Regions from separate parts of the Homo sapiens genome. Here region 1 is linked to region 2. Evidence: chromatin loops called from intact Hi-C (ENCODE). Cell type or tissue: adrenal gland. All regions are shown on one strand. Links, peaks and the distances in the headings refer to the core of each region. The heading gives the core; the rest is flanking DNA. Region 1 has its middle 100 kb from the start of JPH2. Region 2 overlaps L3MBTL1 (L3MBTL histone methyl-lysine binding protein 1).

Region 1 (4,388 bases), core at 290-4,289, 550 kb before region 2:
AAAATGATATTTATAGTATGAGAAATTTACATAAAATTCTAAAACACATAAAGCAATATTATATATCGTGGATATTTACATTTGTGTTTAAATAATGGAAATGATTAAAAAAACAAACTCGAAGCAGCTACTTTCAGAGGAGGATGGAAACTGGCAGAATGAAGCACATGGGAACTTTGACTATAACTGTGTGTGGGGAGTTGAGTTCTGACTGAAGTTTAAGATTGGTGGAGGTTGCCTAGGTGCTAGTTATATTCTCTCTGTACTGTTTATACATCTAAAATATTTCAGAAAGAAACTAGAGGTTGCTTCACCCACAAAAATACTTCATTGTATTAAAAATCTACACTAAAATCAATGGATCAATGGAATAAGATTTTTAAAATCCAGAAATGGACCCAATTTTCTAATTAAAGGAGTGTCACTCAAAAAGGTGAAATGGAACCTTTAATACATAGCAAAGAGACAACTGGGCAACCATTTGGGGAAAAAGTAAACTTAGATCCATGGCTCATACTTTGCACTAAAGTCACTCGCAAATGGATTGAAGATTTAAATATTTAAAATGAAAGTACAAAAAAGGTGGTGGTGAGCTCTCAGCCTCTGGGAATCACAGCTTTATAGAATGTGAGGTTTGGAAGTGACTTTATGGGTTACCTGTACCACAGGCATGCACTACCACACCTGGCTAATTTTTGTATTTTTAGTAGGGATGAGGTTTTGCCATGTTGGCCAGGCTGGTCCTGAACTCCTGGTCTCAAGTGATCCATCCACCTCGGCCTCCCAAGGTGCTGGGATTACAGGCATACCATCTCTTTTATAGATGGGGAAACTGAAGGACAGGGGTAGAAGTGTATTTTTACCCAGACATTGAGCCCTCTCAAATTGGCACTAGTGCCGGAGTTTCAACTAGATCCCAGGTTGTGGAGCAGAGTTTCTGTGTGCTGGTGAGCAGCTTGCCTGAATCTGGTGAGATAGAACACCCACGTACACAAGTTACATGAAATGAAATGGGTTTATTACTTACAGACAGGCAGCAAGGGACAACAGAAGCCTGGGATTCATTGTAAGCCAGTCCCCCAGGCTCAGGAAATCTGCCCGGGGTGAATGGAGTCTCTGTGTGTGTGCCCCAATTGTACCACATCTGAGATACCCCAAAAGACAGCCCAGCCCAGGTTGTATACTTCAGGGGCAACACGATAGGCTGGGCTAAAACACCTAAGGATACCCCGTTTGTAGGGGAAAGAGGAATAGAGCCTGGGCTGTTGTAGCCAGTTCCTGCGTATCTCAGGATATTGCATTCCCAGCACACGCCAAGTTAGTCCTGAGAACCTTAAGCAAAAAAGTGGGTAGCTGGGCATTGTGGCTCACGCCTGTAATCCCAGCACTTCAGGAGGCCAAGGCGGGTGGATCGCTTGAAGTCAGGCGTTCGTGGCCAGCCTGGCCAACATGGTGTAACCCCAACTCTACTAAAAATACAAAAATTAGCCAGGTGTGGTGGCACACATCTGTAATCCCAGCTACTTGGGAAGCTGAGGCAGGAGAATCGCTTGAACCCAGGAGGTGGAGGTTGCACAGTGAGCTAAGATCACACAACCGCACTCCAGCCTGGGTGACAGAGTGAGATTCTGTCTCAAAAAAAAAGTTGCGGGGGAGGTGGGCAGGGGTGGGGGGCAGGCAAGGAGAACTGGGTTGATGGGTTGGCCCAAGGCCGCCTGGGGAACTGTCCTGCACAGATCAACCAAAAGGTAATATTCAGTGACGACTTGTGCACCAGGCACTGTGCCAGGACTTTACCTAGATGATCTTATGTTTTCCCACCAAATGAGCTAGTTGCTGTCATTACGCCCATTTTACAAATGAGGAAGTTGAGGCTGCGTGAGGTGGCTGAACGGCCAGCGATGTGGCCTATGTGCTCTGCCGCACTGCATTCCCTGGAAGGGTGGTGGCTGGTGTGCCCATGGCTCTGGCGGGAGTGGGCAGGGCTGCAGTGGAACAGTGCCTCAAGGATAAGTTGGGGCAGGATATGGGGAAGATAGGAGGACAGGACAAGGAATTTGGAATCCAGCAGCAGCAGCTACGTGCAGGGGGAGAGTTTCCTCTCCTTTCACACAAAGCTGGCCATGCACTTTCTATCCTAGATGAGCCAGCTGTACCCGTTCCAGCTGCAGCAATGGCATTGGGGCCAAACCAGTTTTTAAAAGGCTCTGGCTGTGGGAAGTGGAGAATCTGCTGCCAGCCAGACACGGCCAGGGTGTAAACTGGAAAAAGGCTTCTCTTCCTCCGGTCATTGTTTTTTACAGTAATTCTCCATCTTTGATATACAATATTTATGGGGTACATGTGATATTTTGGTACATGCATACCATGTATCATAATCGAAGCAGGGTAGTTAGGATATCCGTCACCTCTCCCCCAGGGATTGTTGGAGTCAGGATGGCATTGCACAGCCTGAACAATCACAGGTGGCCCTGGGGGCTGACTGAGGCGGAATGGGACGCTCACTCTAGGTGAATTGGGTGACAGTGGTCATGGCCAAAGTGTAAAGACGGAGTTCGGGGAAGGAGAGAAGGAGGGGGTAGGGGCTCTGGCACTGGGCCTTAAACAGTAGCATCCAGTTAGGAACTGCAGTTTCATAAACCAAGCTTCTTTTTATCATATTGCACACCAATAAAAAGTACAAGGGATTTGGGAGGCTGAGGCGGGTGGATTGCTTGAGCCTAGGAGTTAGAGATCAGCCTGGGCAACATGGTGAAACCCCATCTCTACTAAAAAATACAAAAAAACTTGCCAGGCATGATGGTGTAAGCCTGTAATCCCAGCTACTCGGGAGGCTGAGGCAGGAGAATGGCTTGCACTGGGAAGGTGGAGGTTGCAGTGAGCCAGGATCGCACCACTGCACTCCAGCCTGGGCAACAGAGCAAGACTTGGTTGCAAAAAAAAAAAGTCAAGGGATGGCTATACACAGCTGCAGGAATGAATCTCGTAAAATGGTGCTGAAGAAAAGCCAGACAGAAAAGATAACCATATATGAGTCCATTTATATAAAACGATAGAACAGGAGGCAAACTCAGTTTATGGCAATAACAGTTAGGGTGGTGGTTACCTGGGGAGGTGGTGTGGAGGGAGGTGGGTGAAATCACTGAGGAACAAGGGCACGTGGGAACTATTGGGGTGATGGAAACGTTCCATTTTGTTTTGGGTCATGGCTACAGAGATGGAGATGTGAAAATGTATCCTTTAAAAACAAACCAACCAAAAACAGCCCTTCTAAATCAGCATCCAGCGTGTATGCAACATACAAGAAATCAGGCAAATGCTATGTGGCTTCCTCCCAGGCGAACTCCGCTGCACACACAGGTGCCACGCTCTGTGCTTCACACACAGCTACCCCAGATGCCGCGTGTGCTCCCGCCAGCAGCCTGCCACACCGAGGCCACAATGTAGGTTTGGGGTTGGGCAGCGGAGGGTGCAGCACAGGGTGAACGTGTTCTCCCAAGCCTGTGGCATGGCTGGGGCTGCCAGCACTGGTTTAGGTGGGCAGGGGCTCTCCTGTGCTGCTCCAGGACTCAGGCGGGAGCCCATGAATCTTTACCTCTGCCACTCATGCAAGTTAGTATGTTTGCCCTGTTGCCCTTAGATGTGGCGTCTTTTTTTGCAGTGCCCAACCTAGACACATGTGCATTCATGTCTTGCCCGTTAGACTGCCCAGGGCAAACCACGTGGCTTCAAACCATTTTCCCACACTTCTCACCTGGTACGGGGAGCAGCTCTGTGGTGGTTTGAATTCAGCATCTCAAGTTGGCAACAAGTGTGCAGAAGCATCCAAAGTCACAGGTAACGCTCCATGGGGTCCTGGACCTGGATGCCAGCTTCTGACCCCCACCTGGGACTCACTTCATAAGGTAGAACACAAGGGATTCAAGGTTTCTGGGGGGCCAGGCACGTGGCTCATACCTGTCATCCCAGCACTCTGAGTGGCAGGAGGATCACTTGATCCCTGGAGTTTGAGACAAGTCTGGGCAACATTGCAAGACCCCCATCTCTACAAAAATAAAAATAAAAATTAGCCGGGCATGCATTGGCATGTGCCTGTAGTCCCAGCTACTCAGGAGGCTGAGGCCTCCCTTGAGCCTGGGAGTTCAAGCCTGCAGTGAGCCATGATTGCACCACTGCACTCCAGCCTGAGCAACAGAGTGAACCTCTGTCTCTAAGAAAAAAAAAAAAGATCTGGGGATTGTGGGTTGTGTCCTGCAAATCTCAAGGCAAGTTCCAAGTGATCCTGAAGCGGGAGACTGTCCCATTGGTGGCCCTCAGGGAGCCTGCTGCCGTTCCCACGCTTATACAGCCCCTGCCCTGGGAGCTGTGCTGATCCTGTTACTTACTTT
Region 2 (4,388 bases), core at 225-4,224:
GGGTATGGTGAGAGGGAGGAGGAGAGGAAGAGAAGGATAAAGAAGGGCCCTCGCTCCTCACCTCATCGATGGTCCACTTGGCGACTGTCGAGGCTGAGATGCCCGCTACTCCTGGCAGGAGCTTGCAGTGCTGCTCCCAGCACACTGAGAGTGAGCGGTCAGGGTGGGCCGACAGGGCTGACATGAAGAGGGACTGGTGCACGACATCGGGCGTGAGGGCTGGAAAGCAGAGGCAGAGGCTGGCAGGCCAACGAGGATGACTAAACTGTTCCCGAAGCCCATGCATACCCACACCACTCAGGAGACTGGCTGGCAGAGTAGACAGGACTCCGGGCCCCTTCTGACAGCCTGTAGAGTCAAGAGGGTGAGCCGTATCTCCTGACTCCTCACACAGTGTTCACTCCTGCTGGTAAAGTGACTCTCTTAAAGACTCTCAGGTCAGCTATTCGGAATGACCCTCACCCCGTCTCTCTGAGGCTGCACCACCCTGGGCCCTGCAAGGATACTCTCTTGGAGCTGCTGCAGCATCTCTAAAGACATAATTTTCTAGATGCCAACCATCAAAAGGGTCCTTAACATCCAAACAAGCTCAGCCTTGATGTCAGAAGTCCACTCTGTTTACTCTTCTTCTCATGAGTCCTTCCGGGCCACGACCAACTTTCTCAGAGCCAGGGTGATTCTGCTTCAGAATCACAGTCCCCCTGACCAGGCTGAAGACCACCCCTCTGGCCACTGCCATTGCCTCAAGCTCCAGTTCCTCCCCTTCCTCCACCAGCCCGGTCTGTACTACTGCCTATGCCAGCACTAGAGGGTGATCCCTGACCCACTCCCCAGCTCCATGTTGCCTGTGGCTTTGCTTCCTGGTCTGCCTCTGGGATCACTGGCCCCAACCTCCTACCTCAAGCAGCTGTACTGAGCTGATGACCGATGCTGCTCAGCTTGGCCTCCCCCTTGGTGGGGCCTGGCACGTGCCAACTTGGACTTCATCCCCCTCTGGCTGCTTTGACAAACCTGGCCCCACTCACTGCTGTCAGCCTTGGCCGGCCTTGTGCAATGTGGCCACTTTCCCAAGGGGTTTTCCCAGCCTCTGTCCATGGTCCAGGAGCATTGGCTCTTTATTCTCCTGGTGCTAATTCCAGATGCTCATCAATGCAGCACCTCCAAGTGCCCTCTTGTCAAAGACCCTCCCTGTTGGTCACAGATTGTCCTGCCCTCTCTCCCTGAGTGTCAGCCTTTCAGCCTGGCTTTTCCACCTCCATTCACCCACAAAGCCTCTGGGATTCCATCCTCAGCCCTACCAACCACACTTCTGTGCCACTGCCTTCCTGCTGCTCTCTCTGTTCATCAGCGAAATCCTAATACCTGCCCATACCCCAGACAGCCCCATCTCCCTGCTCAGCCAGCTCCTCTCATGGCCCGTCTGGGGCACACTCAGCATCTCTCATGACAGCTAGCACCACTAGCACCTCATCTACCTGGCCACAGGTTTGGCCTCTGGTACACCCAGGTACTCCCTCTCTGAAACCCTGTATCTGGGTTTCATACCCTGGGGTGGGGTTTGGGAGACAACATCAAGTTTGTAGGGAGCTTTTCTCCTTATCTTTCTTCCCCAGAGCACAGGGAAGAGCACAGGCCAGGAGTGCTTACCAGCAGTTACAGTGTCTTATCTAACTGCAGACCATCCAGTTGCAGGTCAGACATGGCTCCTCAGTTCCTTCAGTAGCTGACACTCCTAGGCCTAAAGACTAAGCCCAGCCAAGCCCTGTCCTCTCCGGGCAGATCTTCCTATGGAATTGTTCACCAGCAAACCTCAGAGCCTACACTAAGGAGGTCTACCCACCAGTATGTAAGAAGTTGCCTCTGGAACAAAACCCAGAGTGACCAGTGGCTCTTCTGGGTGACAGGCCAGCTAGAAGAGCAGGGGTGCCCTGTGGAAGTGAGACCTGGGCAATGACCCCTGCTCTATCCTTGAAGTGCCTCAAGGATCTGGGTGAGCCCTTCTTTGCCAGTTCCGTGACATAGTCTCAGCCTCTGGAAAGATGTAGCTTCCCAAGAATTCTACAGCCTAATTCTGGGATGAACACAGTAGGCAAGTGCCCTCTGGTGGTCAGAACTTGGTCCTGCAGTGGACTTGACCATGGGTACCACAGATGGGTACAAGAGGTGCCCACTGCAGTTTGATCCTTAGGAGTCCTTACTCTGAGGGTCTAGGTGCTGGCCAAGACCCTCATCACTCAGGTCTGAGGCTGAAGAAACTGCTTCTGTTCCCACAAAGAGGAAACAGTATGAGATGACAGCAAGAGGAAGTGAGGCAAGAGACTCAGACTAATAATACTGGCAGGGAGCTGTGCTAAGCACCTCACATGGAACATCTCAGTTAAGCCTCTCACCACATCATACGGTGGGTACGATTATTATCAGCATTTTACAGATAAGGAAGGTGAGGCTCAGAGAGGAGTGTCACCCACCCAAGATCTCTCAGCCTGTAAAAGGTAGTCTGACTTCAGGGCTATGCTTTTTATCACTATGTTACTTACTGCCCAGGTTACAGAGACTGTTCTTGAAGAATTGGGACAGCTTGGGTCTCGCCAAGGTGCACTAAACCAGGTGATTTCTCAAGGTCTCTTTTAGCCTTAAAATGACATGCATTCCATTCAACTGAGGCGTCCCTGCTGTGCATCAGGCCCTGTACTAGTGGCTGAAGATGTAAGATGAATTCACCACCTAGGGGAGGGCTCAGCCACTATGCCCCTCCCGCTGAAGTATGTTATGGGCTAAAATGTGTCCCCGCAAAATTCATATGCTGAAGCCCTAACCCCCAGTGCCTCTGAATGGGACTGCATTTGGAAAAAGGGCCTTTAAAGAGTGATTAAGTTAAAATGAAGTCATTAGGATGGGCCCTAATCCAATTCAATTGGTATCCTTACAAGAAGAGACACTTTGGACACATCATGGGACCCCAGGAATGCTTGTGCACAGAAGAAAGACCATGTGAGAACACAGCAAGAAGGCAGCCATCTGCAAGCCAAGGAGGGAAGCTTCAGAAGAAATCAAGCCTGCCAACACCTTGATCTTGGACTTCTGGCCTCCAGAACTGTGGAAAATAAATTTCTATTGTGTAAGCCACCCAGTCTATGGTATTTTTGTTACAGCAGCAAGCACGCTAGTGCAAGGGGAGTGAGAAGTGAACTGACATTTGGGTTAGGTGCTTTATGTCTCTTATACCAGCAGCATGCAGCAGGAGGAGTCAGGCCAGATCCGAGTTGGAATGCCAGCTCTCCCCCTTACAAGGTGAATGACCTTGGGCAAGTGACATCACCCTCTGAGACTCACATTCCTCCTCTCACAGAAGAACAATATACATGTTAGAGAACTCTTGTGAGAGTTAGACACAGTATGTGTAAAGAACCTGGCATAGTGCCTGGCCCATAGTAGATGCTCAGTAAGCAGTGGTAGTAACCACTGTTATTTCAGGTATTGACAATGGAAAGGCAGGTTTTATCCAGTTACTCAAGTGAGAAAACTGAAGCTCAAAGATGTTAAGTGACTTGCTTAAGATCACACAGGTAGAAAGTGATGGCCATGGCCTCCTTCCCAGGAAGCCTAGAATCAGAGAAGAGCAGGAGCATCATCTTGCTGCACAGTGAGAACCAAAGGCCCCGAGAAGCTCTGTACCCTCCCCACAGACTCACAGCAAGGCCATGGGGGACATGAGATTGGAACCCAAGGTCACTCAAGGCCCCTCCACTGCTTTTGCCACTGCTCTGTGCTCTCAGTATCTCAAACGAAGAGGCACAGCCCTCCTTCTAGCTTCTCCCACTCTGGGAAATCTGTCTCATCCCACCAATGACAGAGCACTCGCTGTGAACACTCTGTGGTGGAGGACATAGGAGCAGATAACCCAGACTTACTCTGGAAATCTTCCTGCGGAATCTTTCGATACTTCGGAGGGCGTCCAATTCTGGAGAAAGACGGACCAGGTCCATGGCAGGGAATCAGTGTCTGGCCCAGTCCAAGAGGCTACAAGGCCCCACACCCCCAGGAAGCCCGGGCCCTGATTCCCTGGCCTCCATACCGGCCGTGATGGCGAGGCTTCTTCCTTGGGGAGAAGCCTGAGAGGTTCTTCTTGCGGGCTGAGGCCTCCGAGTCAGACAGCTCCGCTTTCAGCCGGCTCTGGTTCCTCTCAGCCAGTGGGCAGCCTGAGAGGCAATGGTGAGCTGTGAACTTGCCTGTGACATGGCCAGAGCCGTCGCAACCAGGAGTGGGGCACTTCCTGGGGAAGAAGAGACTTCAGTTGGGTTTAATCCACTGGTCCCCGCTGAGCCCTCCTCAGCCCTGGTCCCAGCTGGAGTGTGTTTTGGTGGACCCCAGTCGCCTGCATGCAGTAA

What was found. Peaks named below come from ENCODE experiments on the same cell type or tissue, not always from the same donor. Only the 100,000 strongest peaks of a DNase experiment are listed, where the experiment ranks them.
Region 1: it touches region 2 in a loop (4-fold over the local background); 65 of 110 quality-filtered maps call a loop at or near these places.

The regions. Positions count from the first base shown.
Region 1 is chr20:44,085,342-44,089,729 of GRCh38, reverse strand. No RefSeq gene overlaps it. Among named protein-coding and RNA genes, the nearest start is that of JPH2, 100 kb to the left of the region's middle. In adrenal gland, for the core only: no CTCF peak of the experiment used is centred there; no DNase peak of the experiment used is centred there.
Region 2 is chr20:43,535,982-43,540,369 of GRCh38, reverse strand. It overlaps L3MBTL1 (L3MBTL histone methyl-lysine binding protein 1), which reads right to left. Exons shown (of 22, transcript NM_001377303.1): 18 at 4,076-4,273; 19 at 3,912-3,961; 20 at 62-219. Among named protein-coding and RNA genes, the nearest start is that of SGK2, 21 kb to the left of the region's middle. In adrenal gland, for the core only: a CTCF peak has its summit at 2,111 (motif pointing left); a DNase peak (open chromatin) is centred at 2,089; H3K27ac peaks cover 873 bases.